3 separate regions of the Homo sapiens genome follow, and all the other regions are linked to region 1. A link is a loop called in an ENCODE intact Hi-C map of the cell type or tissue named here. Cell type or tissue: HepG2. All regions are shown on one strand.

The links. Hi-C counts contacts between places; a loop is a spot of excess contacts. Peaks named below come from ENCODE experiments on the same cell type or tissue, not always from the same donor. Only the 100,000 strongest peaks of a DNase experiment are listed, where the experiment ranks them.
Region 2: it touches region 1 in a loop (6-fold over the local background); 5 of 110 quality-filtered maps call a loop at or near these places.
Region 3: it touches region 1 in a loop (9-fold over the local background); 2 of 110 quality-filtered maps call a loop at or near these places.

Annotation. Positions count from the first base shown.
Region 1 is chr14:61,099,085-61,107,084 of GRCh38, reverse strand. No RefSeq gene overlaps it. Among named protein-coding and RNA genes, the nearest start is that of SLC38A6, 120 kb to the right of the region's middle. RefSeq lists enhancers at 2,252-3,166, 2,536-3,735, 4,999-5,915. In HepG2, a CTCF peak has its summit at 112 (motif pointing right); DNase peaks (open chromatin) are centred at 3,144 and 4,144; H3K4me3 peaks cover 800 bases.
Region 2 is chr14:60,729,824-60,737,823 of GRCh38, reverse strand. It overlaps MNAT1 (MNAT1 component of CDK activating kinase), which reads right to left and starts at 3,063. Exons shown (of 8, transcript NM_002431.4): 1 at 2,873-3,063. The coding sequence starts at 2,961. RefSeq lists enhancers at 2,770-2,839, 2,950-3,049. In HepG2, no CTCF peak of the experiment used is centred here; DNase peaks (open chromatin) are centred at 1,143, 2,773 and 3,063; H3K4me3 peaks cover 2,698 bases.
Region 3 is chr14:61,039,231-61,047,230 of GRCh38, reverse strand. It overlaps SLC38A6 (solute carrier family 38 member 6), which reads right to left. Exons shown (of 16, transcript NM_153811.3): 9 at 4,019-4,084; 10 at 3,728-3,781; 11 at 1,806-1,885; 12 at 1,064-1,164. LOC101927756 (a long non-coding RNA gene) reads left to right here. Exons shown (of 5, transcript XR_943921.2): 2 at 1,695-1,757; 3 at 5,895-6,040. Among named protein-coding and RNA genes, the nearest start is that of SLC38A6, 62 kb to the right of the region's middle. In HepG2, no CTCF peak of the experiment used is centred here; a DNase peak (open chromatin) is centred at 4,840.

The DNA of each region.
Region 1 (8,000 bases):
TGTTGCCTGAGGAGAGCACAGATGTGTCAGTCCTGGCACCTGCCATGCCAGGTCAAAGTTGGCCTTTGGCCTCAGCGGGTTTGGGGCTGGGGATAACCCCTGTATGCACCAGCAGAGGGCACCTTAATTGCAATCTATCCATAGGCTGGCCACTGATGTGTGTGGTGGGCATCGCAGCCTCCACTCCAGCATGGTTTTCACCCCAGAGGACCTGCATAGTCACTTCATTTCCCTTTCCAATTCAGGAGTGAGTGTGTGACCCAATTCTGGCCAAAGAAATTTACAGGGAGTCCAGGTGCAGTGGCTCATGCCTGTATTCCCAACATTTTGGGAGGCCAAGTGGGAGAATTGCTTGAGGCCAGGAGTTCAAGACCAGTCTGGACAACAGAGCAAGATCCCATCTCTATAAAAAATAAAAAAATAAGCCAGGTGTGGTGGTGCATACCTATAGGACTATCTACTGAGGAGACTGAGGGGGGAGGATTGCTTGTGTCCTAGAGTTCAAGGCTGCAGTGTGCTATGATCGCACTACTGCACTCTGGCCTGGGTGATGGAGCAAGACCTTGTCTCTATAAATAAATAAATACTTAAAAAAATGTATAGGGAAGTCTGCTGGGTGCTTTTTGAAAGCAGAATGACAATCCGTCTTCTTCCTCTGAACAATGTGTCTCAATATGATGCCTATGACTGCTGCTACTGCCATCTTGCTACTACCCAGAAGATGAAGCCAAACCTGATGCTCGCAGGACTGAGACGGAGAAAGAATGTCAGTCTTTGATGAGATAATATAGCCTCTAAAACAACCAGCCCTCAAACCACATTATTCCAATATTTCAGTTCTGTGAGACAATCAGTGTTCTAATTGTATATATAATAGGCTAAATATTAAATTATTTATATTAATATAATTATATATTACATATAATTAGATATAATACACTAAGTATAAAATATAATATATAACATATATATATATATATATTTTTTGGTAGAGATGGGGTTTCACCATGTTGCCCAGGCTGATCCACCTGCCTCAGCCTCCCAAAGTTCTAATTCTTTAAGTCCGCATCAGTGGGATTCCCATTACTTGCAGCTAAGAGCATTCTATTCAATGCCACCTGAGAGATCATTAGCTAAGCCAGGTAGACTAACTCCCTCCAGGACCTGTTGAGGACAGGCAGCCCACAAGCAGCTGAGGAGATAACTTTAACAGTTACACAAACATGTATTTTAATAGCTATGTGATTGTTTTAACAACTTTTAATTTTTAAATATAAGCAGGATGTCAAACCTATGATACAATATTTCCTTCTGAAATCTGTTATTTAAGTAAAAGCATGAATTATTTGTAAAGGAGAATATTAAGTACACTACAGTACTGATGGGGGTCAGGACACACTACACGAAAGTACGGCACCTTGGTATTTGAGGAAACAGCAGAAGCAGGAAAGTCACCGTCAGACTTTCTCCCATCTCTCTCCCTTGAAGAAGGTCATAAGACCACCGTTTGAAAGATGCCTTCCCTATATCCAGAGGAAATGAATGTCCTTATCTCTGAAGACACTGGGACACAGAGAATATGAGCAAATGGGCCTTGCCAAGTCCCCCTTCCCTGTTGATTCCCATTAGATCAAAACTTTTTGTCCTCCAGTCATACTTCTTCATGACCGGATATCCACACTTCATCAAACCTAAGCATAAAAATACACAGGTTTCCCTGTTTCTTTGGCTCTTTATTTCTGAAAGCTCCTGTGTCACATAAAATTTACATTGAATACATTTGTCTGCTTTTCTCTTGTTAATCTGTCGTTTGTTATAGGGGCTTTGGCCATGAACCTAGTGATGGGTGTAAAAGAAATATCATCTCCCCTGTAGTATAAATTATATGAAGTGAAATAATGGAATGTGACTGTCTGAAATGCTGGCCAAGTGGATCAAGGCTACTGTGGGGTTGACTGGCCAGTAAGGAGGCAGAGGAGCAGAAGCACCAAGAGCAAAGGACTTTCAATTCAGCAACTATGAATTGAGCATCTTTTATGTGCCCAGCCTGGGCCAAGTACTAGGGTTGCTGCAAAGAAGACGGTGACTCGTCTAGCGGCCCTGATGCTTCCATCTAACCAGGAAGATGGACATTAACCAAATGACTTCACAACACATTATTTAAATACAGAGGTGGTAAATCCATGTGGAAAACAGAGGGGTGTTAGGAGTGCATATAACAGAAACACCTGACTTCAACCAGAGGGAATGGAAAGGCTGTGGAGACAGAAGTGGAAAGCTGTCTGGGGCTGCCCCACATTGGCCTTGCTCAGCTCCAGGCCATCAACATCCTTAAACAGGCTTTTGCTCTGGGAAGCCAAGTAATTTTGTCCTCCCACCAGAAAACTGGCATGTTGAAGTCCTAACCCCCAGTCCCTCAGAATGTGACCTTAAGTGGAGATAGGGTCTTTAAAGAGGCAATTACGGTTAAATGAGGTCACGAGGGTGGAGCCTAATCCAACAGGAGTGTGTCCTTTTAAAAGAGGAAGACATAGACATATGCAGATGGAGGACCACATGCATTTGCAGAGAAGACAGTCTTCTGCAAGCTGAGGAGAGAGGCCTCAGAAGGAATCAACCCTGCAGACAACTTGATCTTGGCCTTCCAGTCTCCAGAACTGTGAGACAATCCATATTTGAGCCATCCAGTCTGTGGGACTTTGTTAAGACAGCCCTAGCAAACGAATATAGCAGCCTAAGTGAGGAGTTTTTGTCCTTTGCAATCGAAAGAGCCCTACTAATACTGGGAGCAAACAGGCTCCATTTTGGGAAGGGAGGATCCTGGCTGGGCCTGAAGATGTCACTGGGGCTGTCTGGGCACAGGACAGCTCCCTTTGTGTCTGTTCAGCCTCATTGTTCTTCCCATCCCCCCACACGGGGAGATTTGCAGCAGACACCCGCTTCCCTGCTGCATGGGGAGCAAGCTGGTAAGGAGAAACCCCCGCCCTGCGTGGTTATGGGCTCCCTGATGTTCTAACTGTGGATCAGTTATAACAGTCCTGCAGGGAGGAGGGGGTTTACTGCCAGGAAGAAAAACCCCAGGAACCCAGCCTTTCTGCTTCTCGGGACAGTGGGGGCCGTGGGGTGGAGTGAGATTCTCCAGCCATGACTCATGCTAGGTTTCATGAGTAAGGGAAGTTAAGAGAGTCATAATGACTGTACTGAAAAGCAGTTAAGTCCATCTTCACAGCAGCATTACACGGAATTAAAAACTGCACAATTTGATCCTATTTGCAACCACAGCTGCCATAAACTAACATATAAGCAAACTGAGCAGAGTGAACTCAGTGCCCCTGATTCAGGCTACGCATATGGGCCTGTATCCACAGTGCTTTGAGCTTCAGCAGAAAAGACCTCACCCTTCCATTCCGTTCCTATTCCTCCGAACCACTGAAATCACATGGGTGTCTGCCCTTTGGGTGGGGACACCATCAGAGCTGGCCTCTGCCAGGGGAAGAAGAATAGGGGCCTCACTGGCCAGGCCTCAGAGATTCTGAGAATGAGACTCACTGTTGTACCGGTAAGAAGAAAACCCGCAGGCTGCTGGAAAGGTGAATTATTTGTAGCCATGGCTAGAGCTGACTTCCCATTCCCACACTTCCAGCAGAAGAAAGACTTGGACAGACAGCACTGAAAAAATCCTGGAGAAGTGGCGGGCCCAACAGGGAGAAATGCAGGCTCTTTCACAGAGGACAGGAGATTGACAGGTGCTAAGTAGGGTGTGTGAGGCCCGCCAGGGGCTTGTGCCGCACACCCATAGTCAGAAGTGGAGGGAACCTCTTCCTCTCCATTAGCCAATGCTCTGGACACTGGGTATCGAGTACTTTCAATCCAGCTAGTTGGCACCATTGCTTCCATATGTGTGCTGGAATTTATTGAGTACCAAGTGTTTACAAAGTGCAATATTACCCACAGAAGAAAGCTTCAAAAACAGGAGCAGACTACTTTCGGTGGCTCTGCCTTTGACCTTTGTGCAGATCAGCAGCGGCAACTGACCTCCCTACGCCCTTTTTCAGTGGAGTAAACAAGAGGCAGGGATGGTCACAGAAAAGGGAGTTAGTCATCCAACCCCTTTAGTTGTCCCTGAGCCCACCCAAGCCCTATTTGCTTTGTGCTAACCTGGCCTCCAAAGGCAACAACCAATATTTGCTGTGTGCCTTGCCAGGGAGACATACAAAGCAGCCCATGTTGGAGTGCGAGCCAGCAGGATTTTTTTCAACCTAACTGGAGGAGACATGTGCACGTGAACTATTACCAACAGCACAGGCATTGTGGATAAGAGCCAGGTGAGGGACCTAGACTTCTGAGAACCAGGGAGAAGCCATTTGCTCTCCTACTTCCTCAAGTCACCCTTTGATGACACCCGTCCATGCCTCCCCATGAGGCCAAAAGGAGAAAACAGAGCACAATGAAAGAGACCATATTCTCTCAGCAGTCTCTACTCTCATACCTCTACCACCCTGTCCCAGAGTGGGAGGGAAACCTTGAACTGCTAAAGGAGCTCACTTCCCTTCCCTAAACAAGTCTTAACAATGAAAACCAAAACTATTTCTTGAGGGCCTACTCTGTGTCCTGCACTGTTTGGTTATTCTTTCCAATCTTCATAATAATTCTGCAATACAAGTGGTATTTCCCCATTTCACAAGTGTGAAAATACAGACAATGAAATTGTTAAGTCACTGCCAGGCAGGATGTAATGCAGGAGAGTCTGATGACAAAAGTTTCCTCCCCAGCCTGCCTTGAAATTGCTCAATGTTTCCATAATCAGTGATTACAACTCATTCGATTTCAGGAATAATAAATTTAGAGTGTGTCTGAAAAGGAGTTGAGCAGCTATAAATAAATACTTGTGTACATTCTCTTGAGCGAGATCCAGGAAATGGTCAGGAGCCACAGTTCTTCTACCTGGAATCCATTTTTCATTCAGGACACAAATCGGCAGCCTGCTGATCTCTGTGCATCACAATGCAAGGAGAGTGAGGCTGTCAGCACTGTTTCCTTGAATCCTGCTGTGCAGTGGCAATTTATTCTAGGAAGCACGCTGCAGAGCATGACCAAAAATAGAAATGCAGGTTTTGCATATTTCATTTCCTAATGCTAGTAGCACTATGACACTTTTGATAGAAGGCTGGGATGGCTGCTATGATGTATCAAACTTTATTGACACTTGATGTGTCCCAAGTTGGCTTGAAATGCCAGGTACCTCAAAGGGGACAGTTTCCTTGAGAAAAGCACTTGCTTGAGAGTCTAATATTTGAAGCACATTAGCCTCACCTGATGCATTAAGTTTCTAAACCTAAATAGGCACCAGGACTAATGTGCTCTTTAAGGCTTGGGCTGTGGTCAAGCATGTGTTTTGACTTCATGTTTTGAAACCATGAGGATAGCAAATTAAGGAGACAAAAGATTCATACAGGTCAATTCCTGACTCGGATGGTTTGGGCTGTCCATCCTGGAGACCAAGGCCCAGTTCTGACAACGGTTACATGCTGGAGGCTGACAAAGCTGAGCTACAGAGCATGCAGAGATCTTGGAGGCAGCACCCCGTCCATGCCAAGGACACACAGAAAACCAAGACTATTTGTTTCTTCTTCCTCAATTTGTTCCCACTCCGTCCCTGCTGGTGTCTGACTTGCGACCATTAGGTATGCATCCCTTTGAGTTAATGCAGACCATCACAGGTCAGCAGCTGAATAAAGGTAGTAGATTTTTCATAAACCAATTATATTCCATTTTAAAAACTGTATTTGAAATCCTTTCCCACTATTTTATTATTGTTAAAATATGCTTTCTTTTAGAAAGCATGGGTAATATTAGGTGGGAATGCATTTTCTTTTTAATGTTCTCACTTAGCAAAATAAAAAGGTATCACTTTGTCAGAGGTTACCAAAACTGGGGGGAATTCTACTGGTCTAGGAACCTCTGCATTAAGACATCATTCCCAGAAAGCTTGCATTTTAGGATGCAGACCCTGCATGGTAAGCCTGGGACAGCCCAGTGAGAATGAGCTCACAGGTTCCTTTTTCACTGAAAAATGGGAGCCCAGGTTCAGTGAGCACAGGGAGAACCCACCCACTGAAATCCCCTGGAGGTGGGAGTGGGGGCGAGGGGCACTGGGCAAAGACACACTGTGATTATTTTGATCATTTTGCTAAGGCTCCTCCTGTCTTCCTCTTCCCCAAACAAAGGGGAAAAAAAACATGAAAATAAATCCCCCAAGGAAAGAGAAAGGGAACTGGACAGGTTATGGTTTGAAAGTTTTATTATGGGTGATTTACCATCCCTCAAAAAAGATGGGTTATTATCAGGGCATCTCTTATCAGGGTTTTCTCTCTCTCCAAAATCCTGAACAAGAGGAAATTGCCTCAAAATGAAGCAAGAATGGGTCTAGATAGTATTTGCTGTTCCTCTACCTTCTCTATCTTTCGAGGCTCAAATTAATCTTCATTCTGACACAGTTCCCGGCTCCCACAGGCAGGCCCAGTGGTTCCTTCCTTGATGCACCCACAGTACTTTATCCATACCTCTAGTGTTGTCCTTCTCATTAGGTATTTCTAAATACTCTATTTTCTTCTGATTACAAAACACAAAAGTTAAAAAGCAGACCCTTTGAAATAACAATAACACTATGTGCCTGGCCCTCTTCTAAGCAGATCACAGTTATTACCCTGTTAATTCTCTCCATAACCCAGTGTCTCAGCAACCCAAGTGTCTCCCTAAATTTATAGCTGGAATCTTTCTACCTCTGATGCCTGACACAGTGTTGGCCTCAGTCAATACCTAATAAATAATTTTGAGTTTACAAGAAAGACAAGAGTTTGATTTGGATATTTCACATGTTGCCAAATTTAGGAAAATGGGTCTGTTCAGGTGACATTTGGGAGCTTTCTCTAGCTTAAAGAGCTAGTATTGTGGGCACCTTTTATTAGTCCGTTTTCACACTGCTATAAAGAAATACCCAAGACTGGGAAATTTACAAAGAAAAGAGGTTTAATTGACACAATTCTGCATGGCTTTGGGAGGCCTCAGGAAACTTACAATCATGGCATAAGGGGAAGCAGGCACATCTTACATGGCAGCAGGTGAGAGAGAGAGAGAGACAAGAGAGAGAGAGGAACTGTCAAACACTTTAAACCATCACATCTCATGGGAACTCACTCACTATCATAAGAACAGCATGGAGGAACCACCCCCATGATCCAATCACCTCCCACCAGATCCCTCCCCCGATACGTGGGGATTACAATTCGAGATGATATTTGGGTGGGGACACAGAGCCATACCATATCACACCTGTAATTTACTTGCACACTTTCTTGTCTTATTGGGTGTTTGTATACATATGTGTGTCAATACACTCATAATTTACCAATTTATTAATCATTGGCTGCTATGGGTAATTCTGAAAGTGGGTGGGTGTGTACAAAATTAGCTATATGTGTGTGTGTGTGTCCCAGAAGGATTGGCAAATTAGTAATTTATGTCTCTGTCAACATTTCTATTCTGAAACTAAAATATTTACTTACTTAACTAACTTTTGGCTTTACTAACAGCTGTTAGCACAACAAACTGGTGCTTGATGATGTAGGAAAAATAATAAAGCATGTGGTAATTCAACTGCTTTTTAAAAAACACATCTTTGCTGGGAAGGCAAATTGGAGCTGGAGGACATCCAGAGAAATGCAACATATGGTCAAGAAAATGGAATGGCTTCTATACAGGCAAAAAAATGTCTTTTTTTTTTTTTCCGGGAAAGATAAAAAAAGTTAAAGGGAAAAAAGCTATAAAGTTATAAAATTGTGAAAGACACAAAGAAGATAAACATGGAGAGTTGGTTTCAAATTCCAAAATAATGAAATTACTTGTCCTTTCTACCTTGGATGTCAGGTAAATTTAGATAAGTAAAATGAAATATTACTTTTTACATATTGGGTAGGAGGTTAAAAAGAAGTACTACTCCA
Region 2 (8,000 bases), 370 kb after region 1:
TGGTCTCGAACCCTCCCTCCTCAGCCTCCCAAGTAGCTAGGATTACAGGTAGGAACAACCATGCCTGTCTTGACATAATCTTTTTTGAGAACAACTGGGCCATATTTATCAAATTTAAAAGCCACAAACTCTGACCCAACAATTCTACTACTGGACATTACCTTGTGATTTTTACCTGTTATATCTTATGATATACTGGCCTAAATGCTCAAAGACATATATGTACATATATATGCATATTTATGGATGCTTACTCCAAGGAAAAACTGGATAATTAAATATTAATTTTAAAAATTGGGGTAAATAAATTATATTTGAACAATGGACTACTATCAAATTGTTAAAAGAGGAAAACATATGCATATTGATCTAGAGAGATTATCCAATATACATAATGAAAAAAGCAAGGAAATATATATATATACACACATATATATATGTTTATGCTATATTCCTGTTTATGCTAAAGGAAGAAAAAGTTTTCTACCCAAACACACCCATGTTTGTATATGCATAGAAAATATCCGAAAATATACACAAACAACCTAAAAGTTGTCACCTCTGGAGAAGTGAACCACAGAAATTTTTACCTTTCACTTAATAACTTACGTTGCTTTTATTATTAATAGCTTATATAATTTTAAATTTTTTAAATGATTGCCAAAAAAATCAGTGAGTTCTCTCCTCCATTCAGAAACAGCAGTGTGTTAGCCTAGATTAAAGTACTTCTTTAAAAGGATGATTAATTAGACAACATGCTAAAGAGTTCATATTAAGAAAATTACAACAGAGTCCTTATAATTAAAGCTGTATTTTCACATTTCATAGTGTACTGAAATCATTTAAAGCTAATCATTATTGTGCAAGTATTTCATAGCAGGCCAAATAAGTCCTGTTTTAATTTTATTTCTGCTTATCACCCATGCCACACAAAGAATAATAATAATAAAATAGCCAATATATAGTAAACAAATATTATGTGACAGAATACTAAATATCTCTAAATATTTTCCATATATTATTTAATACTTAAGGACCGTGATACAAGCAGCACTATTTTCTCTATTGTACCAACAAGAAGAACGGCTAACAAAGAGTTAGTCATTTCCCTAAGGCCACAGAGCCGGTAAGAGTAAAGAATGTGAAATCAGACAGGCTCATTCCAAAGCTTGTTCTCTCAGCCAATACGCTACAGCTTTTCACTCATTTTGTTCACATTTCAAGTCAAAAAAGGACTGTAAAATGTAGCCTGTTATCTAACAGGTTAGCAAATTAACCACATTAAATGCAACACCAGAATGAATTAGACAAAAGTCTTAACTCTTAGATCTTAACAAAAAGGGCTGAGGATACAACAAAAGCAATTTCAATTAAAATAAATATTTTATACTTGCCCAATTAAAATGCCATTTATGTTACTGAAATCGTATAATCTTCCCTGAATGGCTAAGTGCTGCTAGGCCAGAAAATTACATTTAGCATCCTTCTGGTAAATTACATTTAGTTAGTATCCTTCCCAAAAAAAAAAACAAACTCTCTTTCCTGTTCCACCATAACAAACCTGATAAAGAAAAATGGAGAGAAATTGAACGAAATCTCTCTAAAAACAGTCTATCTACAGTGTTTTTCCATGTAGAATTCCCTTTTCCATGCATTCTTCTTGATTACTTTTACCTTACTTCTAATCTTAAATCATTCAATCACAGCTCTACTATACTTCTTTGCAGAGTAAAGCAAAGGAAAATAAAGATCAATTAGAAAAGTTAAGTAAGCTAATAAATTCCATATAATAATTATAGCTACAGCTAATCATGCAATTTATGCTTACCTAAAGACCCTGTCATTGCTCTACATTTTTGTCAGCACTTGGGGGGTTGGGAGGAGACCTTGTCTACACACTGTAGATTATCCATTATTTTTTGCCTCCAATAAACCTGAAAGAAACTACAGGAATATATGCTCGCCATTACATGGCACCTTTTTATCTCAAAGTGCTTTCTAGAACCACCTTCACTAAACCACATCTGACAAGAAATCTGGCAAGAAACACTTTGACCAATCCCTGTTTCAAAATACACAAACTCAACCTCCCTCCTTCTGCCCCCTTCCCCTGAAAATGGGCGTTCTAAAGTCAGACTTCCTGGGTTCCAATTCTCTCAAGGCCCACTTAATAAGGGACCTTGAGCAGTCTCGATTTCCTTCCCTGTGAAATGGAAATACCAGTATCTACTTCATGGGACTGTTGTAGGAATGAACTGAGATAATTCATGGTAAGGCGCTTAGAACACTGTCTGGCACAAAATGTGCACTCAAATGCCAGCCATTATTATATCTTCAAAATTAACTACCTACAGTCCGGGTTTTCTTCATTTTAGTGATGGGAGTCTAACCGAACTCCATCAGGACAAGTGGGCATACACACAGGGTTTTTTAATTAACTCATACAATAAATAGCAGCAGTATATACTCAAGCAAATTTTAAGTTTTCATAGCACTTTCGCACTTTTTCAATAAAAACATTTCATATGAAATAAACACTCCAATCCCCCACGCTTTTAATCAGCGATGTCCAGAGCCCAGTAAACAACACAAAGCCTGGAAATACAGTCGGGATACTCATTGGCTATGGAAGGGGGAACCTGACAAACTGCTGGATGCCACACTGAGAACCCGCAGTTCAAAGCAGGCCAGAGCCGCTCGGGGCTAGCGGCTACAGTCTATTTAAAGTCACAACGCCTTCTTTTCCCATTTTCCTCCCCAGTGTTGAAACTAACAACGCCCTTTGCTCCCAAGACGAGGCCTAGCATCTCCCGGTCCTCTCCTCCCACCCAGCGCGTCTCTCCCCCAGGGAATCCACTGCCGCCCAACTCACAGAGTGTGTCCGCACACATTCACCATCAGCTTCAAGGAGGGGTTCCGATATTTGGTGGTCTTACACCGAGGGCAACCCTGATCGTCCATGGCGGTTTCCCTCCTACAGACTCTCGCAGGCGCCTGTTTCAGCCAGAGCCACCTACAAGCCCCCTCAGACGCGACCAAGCAGGTTCCTACCAACAGGCGCTTGGCAGAGACGGTCCCTTCGCGAAAGAGCACCGGCAAGGGGCGAGGCGCTGCAACACAAACGTTCCGGCAGTCAGTTCCCCCGGTCTTGCATCTAGGGCTTGGTCTTAGCCTTCCATAAAGCAACTTAATACCTTGAATTTGACAGGGGAACTTTTAAAATGGCAAATTATACAAAGCCTTATCTCCACGCACCCAGTTGCATTTTTCAAGGTACTGTGTCACAATTAGGAAGATAAATTCCATCTTGTTCTGTCTGGAAACATTCCCATGATTTCAAAGATTTATGAGCGGTGTACTTACTTTCTTTTGGACCATTTAATAGCCTGTGCTTTATACTTCTTTATAATTGCATAGTCATGTCAGCTCAGCTGATAATATGCATTCGCAGATACAAAATATGAAAAAGCTATCTACTCCATCAGACAGTATTTATTTCCCCAAATACCTAGGAAAAAATCATATAAGAATACATACAGAAAAATTTAGTTCTGCAATTCCAAGATCTGATAGCCTGAATATCTTTGTAAATTGTAAACCATGTTCATCACATTTATCAAGAAGGCAAATTGAAGTCTGTAAACAGCTCTATTAAATAATAAGCTTTCCCACTGTAAAGGACACATCTTATTCATCTCCAAAATAAAGATTTGTTGATTCTTAATGAGTAAGTAGACTAAGTGAAGAATTAATGAATGACTATCAAACAATAGTGTAATGTGAAAATTTTTAGTGTCAAACATTTTTTGTAACCACCTTCATCTGACCCAAACTCCATCAGAAGGGAACATGCAAACTAGATTTTTCAAATAATCTGATACAATGAGTATAAGCTATAAACATTTATAGTAATTTTAACTCATCATAGAACTTGTGTTCTTTTCAATAAAAAGTAATATTCAATTCACATTTTTAAACAGTGAACCTGGTAGGGAACCCAAAACCCAAAAATACAGTTGGGATTTCCATGGGTATAGAGAGGGATGCTGACAAACAGCTGGATACCACACCCAGGAACCAGCAGATCAAAGCAGGCTGTGACAGAGCTTTACATTAGTATGAAGACATCAAGGATTCATCTAATAAATAAACCATATCATCTCTTTGATCATAATATTGTTCCTCAACAGGAGTTAACCAAACATAAACTTACTAAAATAGGTAACACCAAATACTATGCTACTATGCTGACCCGGAGGCTTATTATGCTGCTGCTATTGTCTTATTGAAAGACCACATCCAGACCAGTTACATGATTCAGAGTGAAGCTCTTCAAGAACAAAGGCAACTCTAGTACTTTATATTTTGGACCATTTAATAGCCTGTGCTTTATACTTCTTTATAACTGCATAGTCATGTAAGCTCAGCTGATAACATACAAGAAACTTCTGGTGAAAGAATGAATATGTCATATGTGCAAATAAAATTTTTAGCCAATACTACATTGAGGTCATCCACTCAGATGGCATTATAGTTTATTGCCACTAGGACAATTTTTGTGTGTTTGTTTGTTTGTTTTGAAACAGGATCTCCTTCTGTTGCCCAGGCTAGAGTGCAGTGGCCCGATCACAATTCATTGCAGCCTTGAACTCCTGGGCTCAAGTCATCCTCCCACCTCAGCCTTCTAAGTAGCTGGGACCTCAGGCACTAGCCACCAGTCCCAGCTAATTTTTTATTTTATTTTTTTAAGAAATGGGATCTCACTATGTTGCCCAGGCTGGTCTTGAATTCCTGGGCTCAAGCAGTCCTCCTACCTCAGGCTCCCAAAGTGCTGGGATTACAGGCATGAGCCTGTAATGATGCCCAGCTATCCAGGACAGTTTTAATTACGTCTTTGAAGATGAGACCCCAACCACGTTGCGAAGTGAATTGCTTTTCCTTTCTCCCAAAACTTAAGATTAAGGCAAAGAAAGCACTAAAGATTGTGAGAAGCAGCAATGCTACAAGCTTTATCCTTTTCCTAGGTGGGAAACTACTAACTTGGAAGCATGGTAGCAACAGCTGACTTGGAAATCTGTCAGATAAGCTTTACTTATGGACCTAAAGACAGTAGAAAATAGCACTTATAGATTTGGTCTCTAGTACCAAGAGAGCTGAATTCAAGTGCTGGCTTCATCACATGATTTATATGACCTTGAGCCTCAGTTTTCCCAATTCTAAGTTCAGGATAGTACTTGTAAAGAATAAAAGATACTTCATTTAAAACACCTAGCATAGAGTAAGAGCTTAGTAACTGCTGGCCATTATTAATGGTAGCATTAGGATACTGGCAGTAGTATTATCTAAAAGAGGCGGGACAATATAATAATAAGAGCCCAACCTTCTTTTACATCAGTCAGACCTGTGTTTGAAGCAAATTTCCAATCCTCCCGTTCCTGTTTCCTTCTTGCATATAATACACTTCATAAAATTGCTGTAATGATTAAATTACATGACATAGACATACATAAAGGCCCTAATACAATGCCTCATACATTACAGAAGCTCTGAAATGTACATCATTATCACTGGTGGGGATGAATAACATGGAATGGTCAGAGAGCTTTGAGGAGGAAAGCACTGACGGCACCAGGTTCCTAATTCAAATGGAACCTCAGCCTATGTAGAAAACCACCAAACTCAAGTTTCCTACATTTCTTTTTTTTTTTAGGAGAAAATAATTTATCAACCATAACATATAATTTTGAAAGGTTAAAAACACATTCGTCTCAACACAAAAATTCAATCATGCTTAAGTTCCTTCCAACGTGTTCATCCAAGGTGAACCTTCATATGTTTACAAATTCTTTTTCTTTATGAATTTTTGTTGACTAAGAACAAATTTTTTTCATTTTCTGAACTTCAAAATTATGCATTTTTCTATATGCTATACATATGAAACTTACGCTTCCTATGTATTGTTTTTGTTTTACTACTTTATTTTTTTTAGGTTTTTTATTATTATACTTTAAGTTATAGGGTACATGTGCACAACATGCAGGTTTGTTACATATGTATACATGTGTTGTGTTGGTTTGCTGCACCCATTAACTCGTCATTTACATTAGGTATTTCTCCTAATGCTATCCCTCCCCCATCTCCCCACCCCACGTCAGGCCCCGGTGTGTAATGTTCCCTGCCCTATGTCCAAGTGTTCTCAGTGTTCAACTCCTACCTATGAGTGAGAACATGCGGTGTTTGGTTTTCTGTCCTTGTGATAGTTTGCTCAGAATGATGGTTTCCAGTTTCATCCATGTCGCTACAAAGAACATGAACTCATCCTTTTTCATGGCTGCGTAGTATTCCATGGTGTATATGTGCCACATTTTCTTAATCCAGTCTATCACTGATGGACATTTGGGTTGGTTCCAAGTCTTTGCTATTGTGAATAGTGCTGCAATAAACATACATGTGCATGTGTCTTTATAGTAGCATGATTTATAATCCTTTGGGTATATGCCCAGTAATGGGATGGCTGGGTCAAATGGTATTTCTAGTTCTAGATCTTTGAGGAATCGCCCCACTGTCTTCCACAATGGCTGAACTATTTACACTCCCACGAACAGTGTAAAAGCATTCCTATTTCTCCATATCCTCTCCAGCACCTGTTGTTTCCTGACTTTTTAATGATCACCATTCTAACTGGTGTGAGGTGGTATCTCATTGTGGTTTTGATTTGCATTTCTCTGATGACCAGTGATGATGAGCATTGTTTCATGTGTCTGTTGGCTGCATAAATCTCTTCTTTGGAAAAGTGTCTGTTCATATCCTTTGTCCACTTTTTGATGGGGTTGTTTGACTTTTTTCTTGTAAATTTGTTTAAGTTCTTTGTAGATTCTGGATATTAGCCCTTTGTCAGATGAGTAGATTCCAAAAATTTTCTCCCAGTCTGTAGGTTGCCTGTTCATTCTGATGGTAGTTTCTTTTGCTGTGCAGAAGCTCTTTAGTTTCATTAGATCCCATTTGTCTATTTTAGCTTTTGTTGCCATTGCTTTTGGTGTTTTAGTCATGAAGTCCTTGCCCATGCCTATGTCCTGAATGATATTGCCTAGGTTTTCTTCTAGGATTTTTATAATTTTAGGTCTAACATTTAAGTCTTTAATCCATCTTGAATTAATTTTTGTATAAGGTGTAAGGAAGGGATCAAGTTTCAGCTTTCTACATATGGCTAGCCAGTTTTCCCAGTAGCATTTATTAAATAGGGAATCCTTTCCCGATTTCTTGTTTTTGTCAGGTTTGTCAAAGATCAGATGGTTGTAGATGTGTGGTGTTATTTCTGAGGCCTCTGTTCTGTTCCATTGGTCTATACATTTCTGAAGACAGCTGAATCCCAAAAGTGGAAAAATTGAGGCCCTTATTTCTCTTCCCAAGTCTGCTCATCCTCTAGCATTCCTACCTCAGTTAACAGTAGATTCTATGGGAATGGGACAGTGTTTCTCAAATGCAGACCTTCTTTTCCAGCCCCAAGGCTATGGACCCAGGTTGGGCTTTCCTCATCGGAAGAGGATACTTACTGTTTTCTCCCTTTACTAAGGACAGCATCTCTACTCCACTTCTTTTGGGAAATAGTCCTTAGTCCCTCACCCCACATGTATGTGGTTCTACTAGGTCTGTTAATCACAATGCCTGCCCCCTGGCACAGGGGTTGGCATGACACCTTTATTGGCTGTGAACTTCCTCAGGAACCAGAAACTCCGATTGAACTGGCCTAGGCAAAAAGTTGAATTTATTGGATCACAATATCAAACAATGTGAAGAGCAGGAGTGCAGCTGGCTGGACTTGAAGACCTGCTATCCCATTTCACTTGCCTCTGTCTTTCTCATCAGGTTAGTTTTCAAAGGAGCTTTCTCCAAAACCTTAGAAACATGGCTCCCAGTAGCTCCAAGCTCACATTTTACATTTTCATCAAAGAGGCTCTGCTGCTTTTCCCTTACTGCCAATTTGAACAATTCTTCCCTAG
Region 3 (8,000 bases), 60 kb after region 1:
GCCATCTGAGGTTTCTTCCAGATAGTTCTATTTATCCATAGGGAGAAGAAGGAGGTCAGTTTTTTTGGACTTTTTCTTATTGCTGAAGATCCCTAAATATAATAGTGTTTGTGCCAGGTAGCAATTTTAATAAAAGAAATATATAGCTATTCCACTATACAAAATATTTTTGGATCCCAAGAGACCCTGTTACAGTATCTTATTGACACAGAAAAGTCTTATTGAGTTCAAGTCTGTATAAAAACTAACAAACCCAACATCCAAAAATAAAGTTTATATATTTAAGTAATTTTGTTTTATTAATGATGATCAGAAAAGCTTGACAATCTGTTTTAACTTTCTTTGTAGCGTCTCTAGCAGGGCACCATGCTCACATTGGAAATAATGCTTTTCCTGATGGTGTACACAGAACTTTACTTTTTCTTGAGGTTCTTATCAGAAGAGGAAAAAAAGTCAACATACAAAGCAGACAGTTTTTGCAAAAGAAATAAAACACAATTTTATTTTTGTTGCATAAATTTAAAAGAACCTGTAAAAATAATTAAGGAGGAAGGTCATGGTGCATCATAGAATGCACATCTGCTGAATCCTGTGATAATTAGATCTGAAGGCAGAGATGTCTGACATCTAAGTATACAGATATAGTTCTGTGTAAAACCCTTTCCTTTCTCAACTTGTTCTTTTGCAATTAAGATGACTGACTCACCCAACCCCCACACTTCTGAATTAGACTAATATATTGAATTCAAAATTTAAGAAAAACAGAATCATTAAAATTGCACATTTTTTCTTATAGAAAGAATCATGTCCCTAAGCCTGAAGTTTTACTTAAGTGTTTAAGAAAATTTTCATAAGAAGTCATTAATCTTAAACCTGAACTACCTTTCTAAAAGAAAGATAATCCAATTGTTTAGGCCTCAAGAGCCACCACAGTACTGCATTGTAATTTGGTGATCTGAGCAAATTAACTTAGTAATAAAAGGCATAGGTAAAGTCTATAGATTGGCGTGAGGCCATCTATGTAACTATTATTTTGTCATCTATAATTTTAAAATGTACTTACCATAAAAAGTGAGGTACCCAAAGAGTGCAGATATAAAATAAATGAGAAAACTTAAAGCAATTGCTGTATTGGTAACATTCTGCATTCTTTTCTTTGAAGGACTAAAAGACAAAAATGACAAAGGTAGAATAAGTGATCTGAATTATATGTAAAGAAACAAGTATGTCCTAAGCTGGTCGAGAGAATTCCTCATTCAAGAACAACTCCATCAATAACTATACACTAGAAGTCCTCATTCGAAATTAGTACACAAAGATTACACTTCTTCCTTTTTTTTTTTTTGAGACAGAGTCTTGCTCTGTCGCCCAGGCTGGAATACAGTAGTGTGATCTCGGCTCACTGTAACCTCCACCTCCTGGGTTCAAGCGATTCTCCTGCCTCAGCCTCACAAGTAGCTGGGATTACAGGTGCCCGCCACCACGTCCGGCTATTTTTTTTGTATTTTTAGTAGAGACGGGGTTTCACCATGTTGGCCAGGCTGGTCTTGAACTCCTGACCTCAGGTGACCCGCCTGCCTCGGCCTCCCAAAGTGCTGGGATTACAGGCCAGCCTCAAAGATTACACTTCTAGGAAACATTCTTAACTTGGACAGAACTAACTCTTGTTTGTTTTGTTTTAAACTAACACTTAGGATCCACTGATGAGAGGAAAGGATTAATAAAAGAGGATGTCATTCAATCCGAAAGCCTTAGAGGTAAAAAGATACACAATATATTTAAAATATTCCAGGATTCTACAGTACCTTTGAAGTTCACAGTATATGGGCAATATTGAGGTATGGCAGAGAAATGAAAAAGCCATGGTTGGTAAGGCATAAGCACTCTGAAAAAAATTTTAAAGAGACAAAATTATTAAATGCCACTCTACTGAAACCATTATTTCATTTGACAACAAACTCAGTTCTTTAAAAAATCAATTTGATTACATTTATTTCATCTTTAATGAGTCTTCTCTTTATAAAATAAGAATTTTTTAAAAGAGAAAAACACTTGTGATCCAGCAAATATTTTATTTGATAGTGGGCTTGCCTGTACTAGCCAGAATATTTTTTATTTGGCTGCCCATACCATGCTGCTTTTACTACAATCACTACTTCTACATTATCTGGATAAGATTTTAAAAATTACATAAGATAAATAATATTTAAATGAGATAAAAATAACATTTTAGAAATGCTCTTTTTTAATTCTCTGTCTTCTAAATGTACGCACAATTTAAATGTATCTTATTACTCTAAGCAGCACTAATAGTTAATGCTCTTGAACCTGCTTTCATGAACTCAATCCAAGGGAATACTGAAAATATTAATCACATTTTAATATTGCCAGCATCTTTGATTAGGATCTCTTTCAATGGGAATGAATATCATTTATTCTAGACCTACAAACTCTTAAGAGATCCAATGTAATATACAAATATAAGGTTTTGTTTTGTTTTTATTATTAGAATACTTAAGAGTCAGAGTAAAGCAAAAAAAGTTACCATTTAAGTGAAAATACCATCTTTACCAAATAGACGATGGTGATCTATTTTCTCCTTTCTGCTCTAAAAAAATTTCCACTTAACTAACTTCAGGCTCTTAAACAAAAGAAATTCCAGAAATGAAGACCTATCTTGGGACATAATGCCTAGAGTCTTAAAATATCTGAAGGGGGTTAGGAGAGAGGAAGCTGTAGTGTTTCCTGAGGCTGGACTAGGAAAATGAGAGTTTAATTCACAAATTCTCCATTTCATATATTGCTCAGTTTCCTGGCTTGTCAATTATCCTACCTAGATCTTTACGGCACCTGGAGGTCTTTACCATGTAAAAGATGTGGTAATCTCCCTTTTGGGACCAGAGAGATATTTCTCATTTAAAAACTAGAGATAAAAAGGAAAATTCTGCATGGTGGAGTAACCAAGCTAACATTCTACACTAATAGAGTTTTACATGAGCAGGGGGGATTCTAGCATCTGGGAACTATACAAAATAGCATTTCAGCAGAGTCAGAAAGTATAGACAAATAAGCCTGCAGCAACAGGGAAGACTTTGAGCTCTTCTAGAGTGGTAAAGCAGAGACCATCCATGTCACAGTTCTTGTCTCCTCTGCTGATGCTCAGGGGCTCTTACAGGCATTTCCAGTATCCTATGGCTTTTAGGGAAGGCAAAGGGACTTGGTCTCCTAGTCTCTACTCCTGGCATCATGAATTTCAACTTTGGAATGTCGGCCAGAAGATATATTGGCAGTGCTCAATCCCTAGTCCAATGATGAGGCTGTTTAGCTACAGACCAAGGTTCTACTCACAGGGGAAGAGTTTTTGATATAATTGGCTATTTAGCTTTACAAGTGCAGAGGGCAACAGGAAGTTGGTATACACAGAGGACCTTATTGGCCAGACCAGACATTCGGTAAATCTGTTCTTTCAGGCAGAGGCCCATTTAAAACAGGCTCCATTCAAAGGCATACCAGGAAAAAAAAAAAAAAAAAAAAAAAGGTGGCTGTTTCATAATAGGCCACCCTGTGTTAAATAATAGTAGTCTTCTGGTAGGCAATCCTATACTTAGCACTTTCATGAAAATTAATTAGTCACAGGTACAAAGACCTAAGAGACCCTGTTACACAAACCTCTTAAAACTTGAAATGTGAAAAATCAACTAAAAGTATCTGTTAATAACTTACACACCTCTTTGGAGAAATGAAAGAGCTTTGGCTTACAATCATCTGTAACATTTGAAATCTGTTTAAGAGCATTGAGGGGAAAAAGAGAAACCAACAGCCATTAAATTTCAGAATATATCAATAAAAATGATGAATTTATTATTACTAGGCTTTCAAATGAAAGTATTTCAAAACAAAGTTCTAAAATGCAATATAGCCATTACTTTTTCATCAATCAGAAAAGAATCATTAGTCTTTCTTTTCTTTTTAGTTAAAATAAAAAGGAAGAAACTGAAAAGAAAATATAAGCTATTACCTGGAAACCTTTCTCTACATAATTTAATGTCAGAGGACAAGGGATGGACCATTTTTTAATTATTACCTAAAAAAGTAAACAGAATCAGCACTCAGATCATTTCTTATAAAATTAATAAGAAACTGAATTGAAATAGGTCAGTATCATTTCAATTAAATAAGATGCTAATAGAAGAGTCTCTGCTTCTGTGACTTTTCCCGGTTAGAATGGGGTCAACATTTAACATGGTCACCTGTGGTAGGGAGGCGGTTGGAGACTGCAGGGTGTTAAGTAGAGATCTCCCCCATTAAAGACTAAGGGTACTCCTGTGTCAACTTTCAAAATTCCAACAGCATCAAGGCATTTTTTTTTAAGTGCAACTCAAAACAGGAACATGATGTTTTCAGTGACTGTCACACAGGAATATGGTTATTTGTAGAGTAGGTATTAGTGAATAGAGAAACATTTAACAGCAGTTTATGGAAAGGCCACAGGAAGAAATAAGTACAGACTTTATACTCAGAAGGAGCTCAGGGATTTCTGATGTACACATTAAGTGCTGCCCCTCCTTACTTTTACAGATCTGAATTATTTTTGGTTAATGTGGAGAAAGCTGGCTGGAATAGGAGCATATAGCTAGGGAACTCCAGCTGGTAAAAACAAACAAACAAACAAAAAAAACATTAAAAGAAATCCAGAGGGATGCTGTTTCCCAGAATTAATCAATGAAAATGTTTCATGTTTTTACTCTTAATTGTGGCCATCCTGTTATCAGACCTATAGCTGTGGCTCTGTCAATATTACCATTGTTGCTGTTGTTTCAGGGCACATAATTACTCTGTAAATGTTTGCTCCAGGGTGAATCCCAGTGCACAAAAGGACAAGAAAGAATAAAGGAAGTATTTGTTCTTTGTAGGAGACCAATATGTAAACACAATTTCTATTCCTACTTGGTATTTACCTAGTTTTGGATTTTGACTAATTTAATCAAAATTTTACACAGTGATAAAACAAATATAAGGAAAACATATACTTTTAGGATTAAGTTAATGAGTGAACTAAAGAATCACTCTTAATTAAAAACCTCACCAAGAAAAAAATTACTGTAGAAGGATAAACTAGACAAGCTGCTTTGACATTTCTAGGTAAGTTTTCAATATGACATAAAATGAAACGGTCAACTTACCAAAAGGAAATAACAAAATCAAAAGCAATAATCTCACCATCATTATCTTTATAGGTTTTCAAAGAAAAACAACAACAACAAAAAAAAACGATGAGGATGAGGTGAGGGTGAAACTGCTCCAAATTCAGTTTCTTTTCTTGTTTTTTTTAAGACAGGGTCTCACTCTGTCACCCAGCCTGGAGTGCAGTAACACAATCTCAGCTCACTGCAACCTCCACCTCCCAGGCTCAAACCATCCTTCCACCTCAGCCTCCCGAGTGCCTGGGACTACAGGTGTGTGGCCATCACACCCAGCTAATTTTTGTGTTTTTTGTAGAGAATAGATTTTGCCATGTTGCCCAGGCTGGTCTCAAACTCCTAGGCTCAAGTAATCCGCCTGTCCCAGGCTCCCAAAGTGTGGGATTACAGGCGTGAGCCACTGCACAGGCCCAAATTCAGTTTCTTATATTTTCCCCTAACTAACAGTGGTAGTGTTGGCAGAAAAAATCATTTACTGAGGACTTGCTGTGCACCAGGTACCTAGATAAACTCTGTATGTGAGCTGCCTCATTTATCAGTTGTTATTTCTTAAGCTTTCAAATCAAAATATTTCAAAGCAATGCTCCAAAGTGCAATATTATCATTAATTTTTATTAATTTGAAAAAAATAAGAAGTAGCCTGATTTTATATTAATAGACAGTTCAGTTACTACAGCTAATTTCTCTGCAAAGATCCATCCCAACTCCAAGCCTGTATGGTGGTATGGGGTGGATAGAGATGATGTCCCACAAAGCAGAAGTACAGAACGGGAGTGAAACGAGACCCAACAACAGAGAGGAAAGATTAACAGGAAGTCCTTGCTTAGGTTGGTAAGAAGGTAAGTCTTGGGGTTGGAATGACAAAGGGAAAAAGGAGACTAAGTATTAAAAATATTTGTTCACTTGCACAAAAGGCCTCCCTTCCTTCTCTCTGCTCTAAGCCCTTTGCTTCTTTTGTGGCTCAACTCAAGTTGTATTTCCTCTAAAATCCTTCTTTACTCTAGCTCTCAGTGAGCCTTCTCTCCTCTCAACTCTTGAGACTCTTATTCTGAAGCAAATATATCAATACTTATTTATATATTGCACACACTGTTCTCCATGTTTGAAAAGAAATTTATCTCCCCTACTAGATTGACAGATCCTTAAGACTAGTGTCCAGGTTAAATTTCCACATCCTAAAATGCCTAACATAGTGTTCAGTAGAAGCAAAGCTTCTGACTAAAAACCATTTAAATAATTCTCTATTTCAGGCCAGTGCAGTGGCTCACGCCTATAATCTCAGCACTTTGGGAGGCCAAGGTGGGAGGATCACTTGAACATAGGAGTTCAAGGCTAGCCTGGGCAACATAATGGGACTCTGTCTCTACCAACATTTAAAAAAAAATTTATCTGGCCAGGCGCGGTGGCTCACACCTGTAATCCCAGCACTTTGGGAGGCCCAGGCGGGCGGATCATGAGGTCTGGAGATCGAGACCATCCTGGCTAACACGGTCAAACCCTGTCTCTACTAAAAATACAAAAAATTAGCCAGGCGTGGTGGCGGGTGCCTATGGTTCCAGCTACTCGTGAGGCTGAGGCAAGAGAATGCTGTGAACCTGGGAGGCGGAGCTTGCAGTGAGCCGAGATGGCGCCACTGCACTCCAGCCTGGGTGACAGAGTGAGACTCCATCTCAAAAAAAAAAAAAAAAAAATTATCCAGGCGTGGTGGTATGCAGCTGTAGTTCTAGTGATTCAGGAAGCTGAGGCAGAAGAATCACCTAAGCCCGGCAGTTTGAGTCTGCAGTGAGCTATGATCATGCCACTGCACTCCAGTCTGGGTGACTGGAGAGAGTGAGATTCTGTCTCTTAAAAAAAAAAGTTGTCTAACTGGATTACCGACGTATTAAAACGTTGCTTAGAATACTAATCTGTACTTAAGATAGAACTTTTAGAACGAATGGTAATCCGCTTGTGCTCTAAAATACACCAAAAAAAAAGTAAATTTACCAAAAAAAGGTAAATCCATCTTGATGGTATCATTCTGAGACAGATATAATTTATTTTTAAAATTGCAAAATATTTTAGAGGGGGCAAAAATTTAGGTTAAATTTTTTTAATGAAAATACAGATCTGGGAGAACAGATAAAATATAGGTTTTAGTTTATATTATTCAAAGAATATAAGAAAATAATAGTTCCTGAACTGATTTTTAAAAAATATGATATAAATGCTATACATATTTACAAACACATATTGACAAGAATAATAAATGAAAAACTGGTATCCTTCCAAAATTCTGGGTTAATATATATACGTTTCCTTTTCCTAACCACTATGTATTTTAAAAGATAACATTCAGAGAATCTAAAATAAATATGGTGGCTGGGCACGGTGGCTCACGCCTGTAATCCCAGCACTTTGGGAGGCCGAGGTGGGTGGATCACTTGAGGTCAGGAGTTCAAGACTTGCCTGGCTAACATGGTGAAACACCATCTCTACTAAAAATACAAAAAAAAAAAAAAAAAATTAGCATGCACCTGAAATCCCAGCTACTTGGGAGGCTGAGTCAGGAGAATTGCTTGAACCCAGGAGATGTAAGTCACAGTGAACTGAGATCGTGCCACTGCACTCCACCCTGGGTGACAGAGCAAAACTCTGTCTCAAAATAAATAAATAAATAAATAATAAAATAAACATGCCAATTAAAAAGAGTATTTAAAAAAGCATACAGAGTATTCTTCATTGCCCCACTGTAGATTAAACTGTGCTCACAGGTAAAAATCTGAGCAGATGGTTTATAAGGCATTACAATAAATGTAG